Linked DNA regions of Homo sapiens: region 1 is linked to region 2. Evidence: read pairs that join two places in POLR2A ChIA-PET (ENCODE). Cell type or tissue: OCI-LY7. All regions are shown on one strand. Each heading gives the region's core, and the rest is flanking DNA. Links, peaks and the distances in the headings are about the cores only.

Region 1 (4,892 bases), core at 30-4,029, 640 kb before region 2:
CCACCGCGCCCGGCCGACAACTGACTTTTGAACTTGACCCTTGTGGACCTCACAGAGCTCCTGCCCTCACAGAGCTGGCGGCCTAGGAGTGAAACAGGATTGTAGTCAGTGCAATGTGAATTACAGGAGGGGGAGTGTGAGCTGCTACAGGACCACAAGGGGTGTGGTCCTAACCCAGCTTGGAGCCTAAGGGCTGCTTCCTAGGGTGAGTACAATATCTGGGTTAAGTGCTGGGGCTCTGGAGCTAGGCTGCATGGTCAGAGGTCCAGTTGCACAACTTACTACAGTGCGACTTTGAGCAAGTTTCTTCATCTTTCTGTGCCTCAGTTTTCTCATCTGTAAAATGGGGATCATTGTACCTAACTTAGAGGCTTAGTAGGAGTACCAAATATGTTAAGACAGGTAAAACACAGGATTCGCTCACCGTCCATGCCCAGTAAGTGTTAGCTCTACTAATGATGGCAATAGTCCCTGCCTTTTATGTGTGTAATAGCTTTATTAAGATATAATTCGGCTGGGCGCAGTGGCTCACACCTGTAATTCCAGCACTTTGGGAGGCTGAGGCAGGCAGATCATGAGGTGAGGAGATCGAGACCATTCTGGCTAACACGGTGAAACCCTGTCTCTACTAAAAACACAAAAAATCAGCTGGGCGTGATGGCGGGCACCTGTTGTCCCAGCTACTCGGGAGGCTGAGGCAGGAGAATGGCTAGAACCCAGGAGGTGGAGCTTGCAGTGAGCCGAGATTGTGCCACTGCACTCCAGCCTGGGTGACAGAGCGAGACTCCATTTCAAAAAGAAAAAAAGGCCAGGTGTGGTGGCTCATGCCTGTATTCCCAGCACTTTGGGAGGCCAAGGCGGGCAGATCACGAGGTCAGGAGATTGAGACCATCCTGGCTAACACGGTGAAACCCCGTCTTTACTAAAAATACAAAAAATTAGCCGGGCTTGGTGGCGGGCGCCTGTAGTCCCTGCTACTCGGGAGGCTGAGGCAGGAGAATGGCGTGAACCCAGGAGGTGAAGCTTGCAGTGAGCCCAGATGGCGCCACTGCACTCCAGCCTGGGCGACAGAGTGAGACTCTGTCTCAAAAAAAAAAAAAAGATATAATTCATAGGCTGGGCAGCTAGGCACAGTGGCTCACGCCTGTAATTCCAGCACTTTGGGAGGCTTGCTTGAACCCAGGAGGCAGAGGTTGCAGTGAGCCAAGATTATGCCACTGCTCTCCAGCCTAGGTGACAAAGCGAGACTCCATCTTGAAAATAAAAAAAGATATAATTCATGTACTATAAAAATCACCCATTTAGGCCAGGCGCAGTGGCTCACGCCTGTAGTCCCAACAGTTTGGGAGGCTGAGGTTGCAGTGAGCCGAGATTGTGCCATTACACTCCAGCCTGGGTGACACAGCGAGACTCTGTCTCAAAAAAAAAAAAAGAAAAAAAATTCACCCATTTAAAGGATACAGTTCATCTGTTTGTAGTATTTTCAGAGTTGTACAACCATCTCTCCACTGTCAGTTTTACATTTTTATCACTTCATAAAGAAATCCTAGGCCACAGCCAGGCGTGATGGCTCATGCCTGTAATCTCAGTACTTTGGGAGACTGAGGCAGGCAGATGACCTGAGGTCAGGAGTTCGAGAGCAGCCTGGCCAACATGGTGAAACCCCATGTCTACTAAAAGAAAAAAATACAAAAAAATTAGCTGGGCATGGTGGTGGTGTGTGCCTGTAGTCCCTGCTACTCGGGAGGCTAAGGCAGGAGAATCGCTTGAACCCGGGAGATGGAGGTTTCAGTGAGCTGAGATCGTGCCACTGCACTCCAGCCTGAGCAACAGAGAGAGACTCTGTTTCAAAAAAAAAAAAATATTTTTTAAGCTATCTCCTACAGGAAGAATATTTTCTGTTTGTGGATTTGCCTATTCTAGATATCTAATATACATGGCATTATATATGTGGCTTTGTGACTGGCTTTCTTGTAGCATAATGTTTCAAGGTCCGTCCATGTTGTAGCATGTATCAGCACTTCGTTCCTGAATAGTATTTCATTGTATGGATACCACATTTTATCTGTTCATTAGTTGATGGGCATTTGGGTTATTTTTATCTTTTGGCTATTGTGAATAATGCCACTATGGATAGCCCACTTAAAAAAAAAACAAAACACTGCTTTAAAAAGAATGATGTATGTTTCCAAAGTTATAAATAATGCCTGGCGTGTATTAGAACTCACAGAAATCCTGGGGGCAAGGTGGCATTATCCCCATTTATATGAAAAGAGACAGACTCAGAAGTGAAGAGGCTTACTCAGGGTTACACAGTTACGAAGTAGCTTGCCTCTGACCATGGGAAGTTTGGTGGAAATGGGGATGGAGAATTGCTGTCTGTTTTTCTGTTCCCTGCTGCCAGCACTGGGTGCCAGCCTCTGTTGCCCTCTTCCCTCTCTTTCTTGCCAGGTGTCCAGGATGTGGAGGTGCACTTGGAGGACCAGATGGTCTTGGTACACACCACTCTACCCAGCCAGGAGGTGCAGGCTCTCCTGGAAGGCACGGGGCGGCAGGCGGTACTCAAGGGCATGGGCAGCGGCCAGTTGCGTGAGTGACCACTGTGGCCTTGGCCCCTCTCGGAGGGAGGTGGCTCAGAGCTGGTACAAATCTAATCATAGGATTCTCAGGCTCTGGGTTGGAGTGGCTTTGAGGAAGGTGTGAAAATTATGTGAGACTCCCTGCCCTTCCCGAGCTGCTGAAGAGGTGTGCTGGGTGAGGTGGCAAGCCAGCCCAAGTGTCTAATACCTTGCAGAGAATCTGGGGGCAGCAGTGGCCATCCTGGGGGGGCCTGGCACCGTGCAGGGGGTGGTGCGCTTCCTACAGCTGACCCCTGAGCGCTGCCTCATCGAGGGAACTATTGACGGCCTGGAGCCTGGGCTGCATGGACTCCACGTCCATCAGTACGGGGACCTTACAAACAACTGCAACAGGTGAGTTGTCTGAAGTCTCCCCAGTAGCATTCTCAGCTACACATTTTCACACTGGGCCCTCACCAATACTCTGTGAGGCACATACACACAGGCACAACCTCCAGATGAGGAAACTGAGGCTCACAGAGGTTAAATGACTTGCCAAAGGTCCACAGCAGGTAAAAGGTAGAGTTGGGGTTTGAGTCAAGATCTGACCTTGGCTGGGCACAGTAGCTCACACCTGTAATCTAGCACTTTGGGAGGCTGAGGTGGGCGGATCACCTGAGGTCAGGAGTTCAAGACCAGCCTGGCCAACATGGTGAAACCCCATCTCTACTAACAATACAAAAAAAAATTAGCCAGGTGCAGTGGCATGTGCCCATAATCCCAGCTACTAGGGAGGCCCGTAATCTCCTGAGGCAGGAGAATCACTTGAACTCAGGAGGTGGAGGTTGTGGTGAGCTGAGATTGCACCACGGCACTCCAGCTCAGGGGTGACAGGGCAAAACTCTGTCTCAAGAAAAAAAATAAAATCTGATCTTGAAGGTCCTGCTTATAACCACCTTACTGCCTCTGAGATGGAAGGGGACTTCTGGACACAGCAAAGGAAGGGTCCCCATGCCATGGTGTTTGTCATGCTGTGATATAACTAGTTGTTTACTCATCTGTGAGTCCCCTGAGCCAGAAGCTTATTCAGGACAGGACCCATGTCTGATTCTTCTCGGTGCCCTCTACCCAAAGCCCAGCACAGAGTAGGCCTGTTTGTTGAATGAATGAATGAATGAATGAATGAAGCAAATATAAATAGATGAGAGGGTAGAGCACCTGGCCTGTGAGCTGCTTTCCTGCCCACCTGTTTCCTTTCTTTCTTAGCTGTGGGAATCACTTTAACCCTGATGGAGCATCTCATGGGGGCCCCCAGGACTCTGACCGGGTAAGTGTCTGTCTGGGTTTGGGCTTGGGCTGAGAGAGGACCCAAAGTCTCAGAGGCAGGGCAGGCAGCTCTTGGGATCATAACAGTGTGATTCCTTTTTGGTGGAGTCTTTTCCTCTCATTTTATTTTGCTGAGTTTGGAAACATTTGTTGACACTTTCTGTGATCAAGGCCCAGGGGATACAATAGATTACAGCCCCAGTGCCTGACCCAAGGAGCACACAGTCTCTGGGGGAGATTACTGAATTCCATGGTTTCCAGGCAGTGAGATCATCCTTGCAGGAGCCTGCAAGAGGTCCTGGAGCCCACAGTGAATAGTTCATCTGCCTGAGGGGCAGGGGCAGTGGGAGGAAGTGAAATATGGAAGTTGAGGGTTTTACCTAAACTGAAAAGGCTGTCCCTGGTGTTCCCTAACACCCCGGTCCTGGAGTTTCATTTTTCAGCAGAGAATCATTTCCCAATCTTCAGGGAATTGTGTGTTGCCTTAATGATTTTTGCCTTATCTGAGTACTAGTTGTATTTTTAGTTACTCAATCATTTGGTTTTTTTATTTTATTTTCTGAGATGGAGTTTTGTTCTTATTGCCCAGGCTAGAGTGCAATGGCGCAGTCCCAGCTCATTGCAACCTCCGCCTCCCAAGTTCAAACGATTCTCCTGCCTCAGCCTCCCTAATAGCTGGGACTACAGGTGCACACCACCACACCCGGGTAATTTTTGTATTTTTAGTAGAGATGGGGTTTCACCAGGTTGGCCAGGCAGTCTTGAACTCCTGACCTCAAGTGATCCACCCACCTCAGCCTCCCAAAGTGCTGGGATTACAGGCGTGAGCCACTGTGCCCGGCTCTGACTGGGCTATTTTCTATCTTGATGGGTTTGCAACCTTGTGCCACAAAACAATTGAAACCATGGTATGTGTTGCTTAATGCATGTTACTGATTTTTTGGACTTTTCACAGCTCTGTTACCTATCATGCTTTTCTTTTCTTCTGTTTCTTTTCCTTTTCCTTTC
Region 2 (4,000 bases), core at 1-4,000:
TGAGCTATCTAAACTGGAGGAAATTATTTTAAGTCTTTCCTCCTAAGTAACAATTAATGTGAAGACCAAGAATTGTAAAGCTGGAAATAGCAATTTTATTTTTAAATCAGTGTTTGGAACAATGGGTATGTATATTAGAAAGCTAATCTACAAGTTGTAATGTTATTTTGAAAACCTCACATAGATTATTTTAAGCTACTTTTAAGCCATTTTATAAATTTAGGGGGGCCAGGCACAGTGGCTCACACCTGTAATCCTAGCACTTTGAGAGGCCAAGGTGGGAGGATCACCTGAGGTCAGGAGTTCGAGACCAGCCTGGCCAACATGGTGAAACCCCATCTCTACTAAAAATACAAAAAAAGGCTCAGTGCGATGTCTCATGCCTGTAATCCCAGCACTTTGGGAGGCCGAGGCAGGTAGATCACGAGGTCAGGAGTTCAAGATCAGCCTGGCCAAGATGGTAAAACCCCGTCTCTACTAAAAATACAAAAATTAGCTGGGTGTGGTGGCAGACACCTGTAATCCCAGCTACTCAGGAGGCTGAGGCAGGAGAATCCCTTGAACCTGGGAGGCAAAGGTTGCAGTGAGCCGAGATTGCGCCATTGCACTCCAGCCTGGGTGATGGAAGTGAAACCCTGTCTCAACAACAACAACAACAAATCCATTGGAGTAGTTTAACTAAAGTAGCTAAATAAGGAGATTTGAGGTGAAAGGGTGGTACAATGGTATACCAAAGGAAAAAGTAGAAAGATTTGGGTTAAATATTAAGCAGAGTCAGCAAGAAGAGAGGGGAGTTAAGAAGAGACATCTAAAGAGGAGGCTTAGCATTATGAAAAGTGTCCGGAGATAGCTTGCTTGTGTTTATCAGGGACCACTGAAAAACGTGACTGCCATCACTGGCTAAGATATAGTGGCAGAGGCCAGAGCATGAGGAACAAGTAGCCAGTGAGATGACTACACAGGCCGACAGTGTTTGAATTCTCCCTCCAGAGACTTGTCCACAGCTTCTCGTTTACCCAAAACCACAGTCAAAATGTAGCTGACGTCAGAAGACAACAGATTTAGATTCCAGCTCTGCAGGTGTAGTTTCACTTAAGATCAAATAGATTAATTATTCCTATATTTGATCAGTTATGCTAAATCTCAGAAAAGATATAGCAAGCTTAGAGCTTGAATACCTTGAGAATCTAAGCATCACTCAAAAGAAAAAAGCATTAGATTGGGTAGCTGCTGAATCACTGCACAGCTGGGGACTTTCAAGTGCTAGAAAACTTGGTGCTTATAGCACTGATGGCTATACTTCAGTGGGGGACAAAGCTAGTACAGTTTACCCTTCCTGCAGAGAAAGGAATTGTTTGCTGTTGTAACCTATCTGGCTTTCAGGAATAATTAGTAGAAGAGATGAGGGGAAAAGTGGTAGATGAGATATTCATAATATTCCAAGGAAAAATAGTGCATTTCAGTGCTGTGATAAAAGGGCTTTTTTTAGGTTCTAAGGCGTTGAAGAACAAGTCATAGAATATAGAGTTGGAAGAGGATTAAGTGAAAAAATAGGACATTAAAAAGTACTGACTTGGGCTGAGCCCAGTGGCTCACACCTCTTGTCCTAGTGCTTTAGGCGGCAGACGCAGGCAGATCTCTTGAGACCAGCCTGGGCAACGTGGCGAAACCTCACCTCCACAAAAATACAAAATTATCCAGGTGTGGTGGTGTGTGTTTGTGATCCCAGCTACGTGGAAGGCTGAAGTGGGAGGATCACTTGAGCTGGGCAAGTTGAGGCTTCACTGAGCTGTGATCTCACCACTGCACTCCAGTCTGGGCAAAAGAGTGAGACCTTGTCTCAAAAAGAAAGTAGGCCGGGCATGGTGGCTCATGCCTGTAGTCCCAGCACTTTGGGAAGCTGAGGCGGGCGGATCATGAGGTCAGGAGATCAAGACCATCCTTGCTAACATGGTGAAACCCCGTCTCTAGAAAAAATACAAAAATTAGCCAGGTGTCTTGGCGGGCGCCTGTATTCCCAGCTACTTGGGAGGCTGAGGCAGGAGAATGGCGTGAACCCGGGAGGCGGAGCTTGCAGTGAGCCCAGATGGCACCACTGCACTCCAGCCTGGGTGACAGAGCAAGACTCCATCTCAAAAAAAAAAAAAAAAGAAAAAAGAAAGGAAGTATTGCCTTACCGGTAAACTGGTAAAGCTATCAGCGTGTGTATGAGGTTCTGTTTGGGAGGGGTTGTGGGTAATGTTGACTCTTGAAAGTGTACATAGGTAGAATAGGGTTTTCCTACTATGAGAATTTTTTTTTTTTTTTTTTTGAGACTGAGTTTCACTGTTTTTGCCCAGGCTGGAGTGCAATGGCGCAGTCTTGGCTCACCACAACCTCCACCTCCCAGGTTCAAGCAATTCTCCTGCCTCAGCCTCCCGAGTAGCTGGGATTACAGGCATGCACCACCACCCTGGCTAATTTTGTATTTTTAGTAGAGACTGGGCTTCTTCATGTTGTTCAGGCTGGTCTTGAACTCCTGACCTCAGATGATCCACCCGCCTCTGCCTCCCAAAGTGCTGGAATTACAGGCGTGACACCGCGCCCGGCTGCTTTTTTGTTTTGTTTTGTTTTGTTTTGTTTTGTTTTTGAGACAGAGTCTTGCTCTGTCACCTAGGCTGGGGTGCAGTGGCGCCATCTCGGCTCACTGCAGCCTCCACCTCCTGGGTTCAAGTGATTCTCCTGTCTCAGCCTCTGAGTAACTGGGTCTACAGGCACGCACCACCACTCCAGCTAATTTTTGTATTTTTAGTAGAGACGGGGTTTCACCATGTTGGCCAGGCTGGTCTTGAACTCCTGACCTTGCGATCCACCTGCCTTGGCCTCCCAAAGTGCTGGGATTACAGGCGTGAGCCACTGCGCCCGGCCAAGATATCCTTAACATTTCTAAAATTGGAAAGTTGTATTCTTGATATATGTTGAATAAAAAGGTAGGACATGTAACAGTATGTATAGTACCATCCCATTAATGTAAGAAAAAGTGTATGCGTATTTGTGCATTGCAGAGGAATCTAAAAGGGTACATCCCAGCCTGCTAATAGCAGGGCACAATAGGATAGTAGTAGTCAACTGGAAGAATTTGTGGTTTTTTTGTTTTTTGAGATGAAGTCTTGCTCTGTCACCCAGGCCGAAGTGCAGTGGCGTGATCTAGGCTCACTGCAGCCTCCGCCTGTCGGGTTCAAGTGATTCTCCTGCCTCAGCCTCCTGAGTAGCTGGGATTATAGGTGTGTGCCACCACGCCTGGCTAATTTTTGTATTTTCAGTAGAGATGGAGTTTTACCATGTTGGCCAGGCTGGTCTTGACTCCTGACCTCAAGTGATCTGCCTGTCTAGGCCTCCCAGAGTGCTAGGATTATAGGCATGAGCCACCACGCCCAGCCACAATTTGAGTTTTTAATCAGATTGTTGTTTTTGTTGGTATTTATTTTGGTGATAAAGTAGTTCTTAATATATATGCATATATAAAAGAAGCTTTTTATATAACAATATATCTGGCGGCCCAGCTCACTTAATAAAGCAAATTCAATATTGTTGAATACTTTTCGACTTTCCTGTTTTCTCTAAACATTTTGATAAGCCTGCCAATCATACTTTGTGACTTTTGGGTAAGTTACTAAATTTATGGAAACCTATTTTCTCCTCTATAAAATATCTGTGAGATTGTTGTTAAAATTAACAAGATTAGTAAAATACTTAATAAGCAGTGCATTATTACAGCCAGAAAAAAGTTAGATGTTACAAATCTATGAAATTCACTTATTCCACCGCTCTGAATAATGCCTGCCTGCTCTGTGTCAGGAATCAGATTGAATGTTAAGGAAACTATGCAGACATGCCGTGGTCCTAGCCCTCAAGAGCCTTAGAGTTCAGTGGCAAAGCAGATATAAAAGTGGGCTAAGAAATAGGAAATAAGTGCAGTCCAGGTTTGTAGGTGCCTGGCATGACACAGGGCACAGAGAAA

The links. ChIA-PET counts read pairs that join two places held together with the same protein. Peaks named below come from ENCODE experiments on the same cell type or tissue, not always from the same donor. Only the 100,000 strongest peaks of a DNase experiment are listed, where the experiment ranks them.
Region 1: POLR2A ChIA-PET joins it to region 2 with 13 read pairs; 3 of 35 experiments call an interaction of 5 or more read pairs at or near these places.

The regions. Positions count from the first base shown.
Region 1 is chr11:66,596,665-66,601,556 of GRCh38, forward strand. CCS (copper chaperone for superoxide dismutase) reads left to right here. Exons shown (of 8, transcript NM_005125.2): 3 at 2,452-2,589; 4 at 2,795-2,972; 5 at 3,825-3,885. Among named protein-coding and RNA genes, the nearest start is that of CCS, 5.9 kb to the left of the region's middle. In OCI-LY7, for the core only: no CTCF peak of the experiment used is centred there; no DNase peak of the experiment used is centred there; H3K27ac peaks cover 749 bases.
Region 2 is chr11:67,233,011-67,237,010 of GRCh38, forward strand. All of the region lies in intron 12 of KDM2A (lysine demethylase 2A), which reads left to right. Among named protein-coding and RNA genes, the nearest start is that of GRK2, 31 kb to the right of the region's middle. In OCI-LY7, for the core only: no CTCF peak of the experiment used is centred there; no DNase peak of the experiment used is centred there.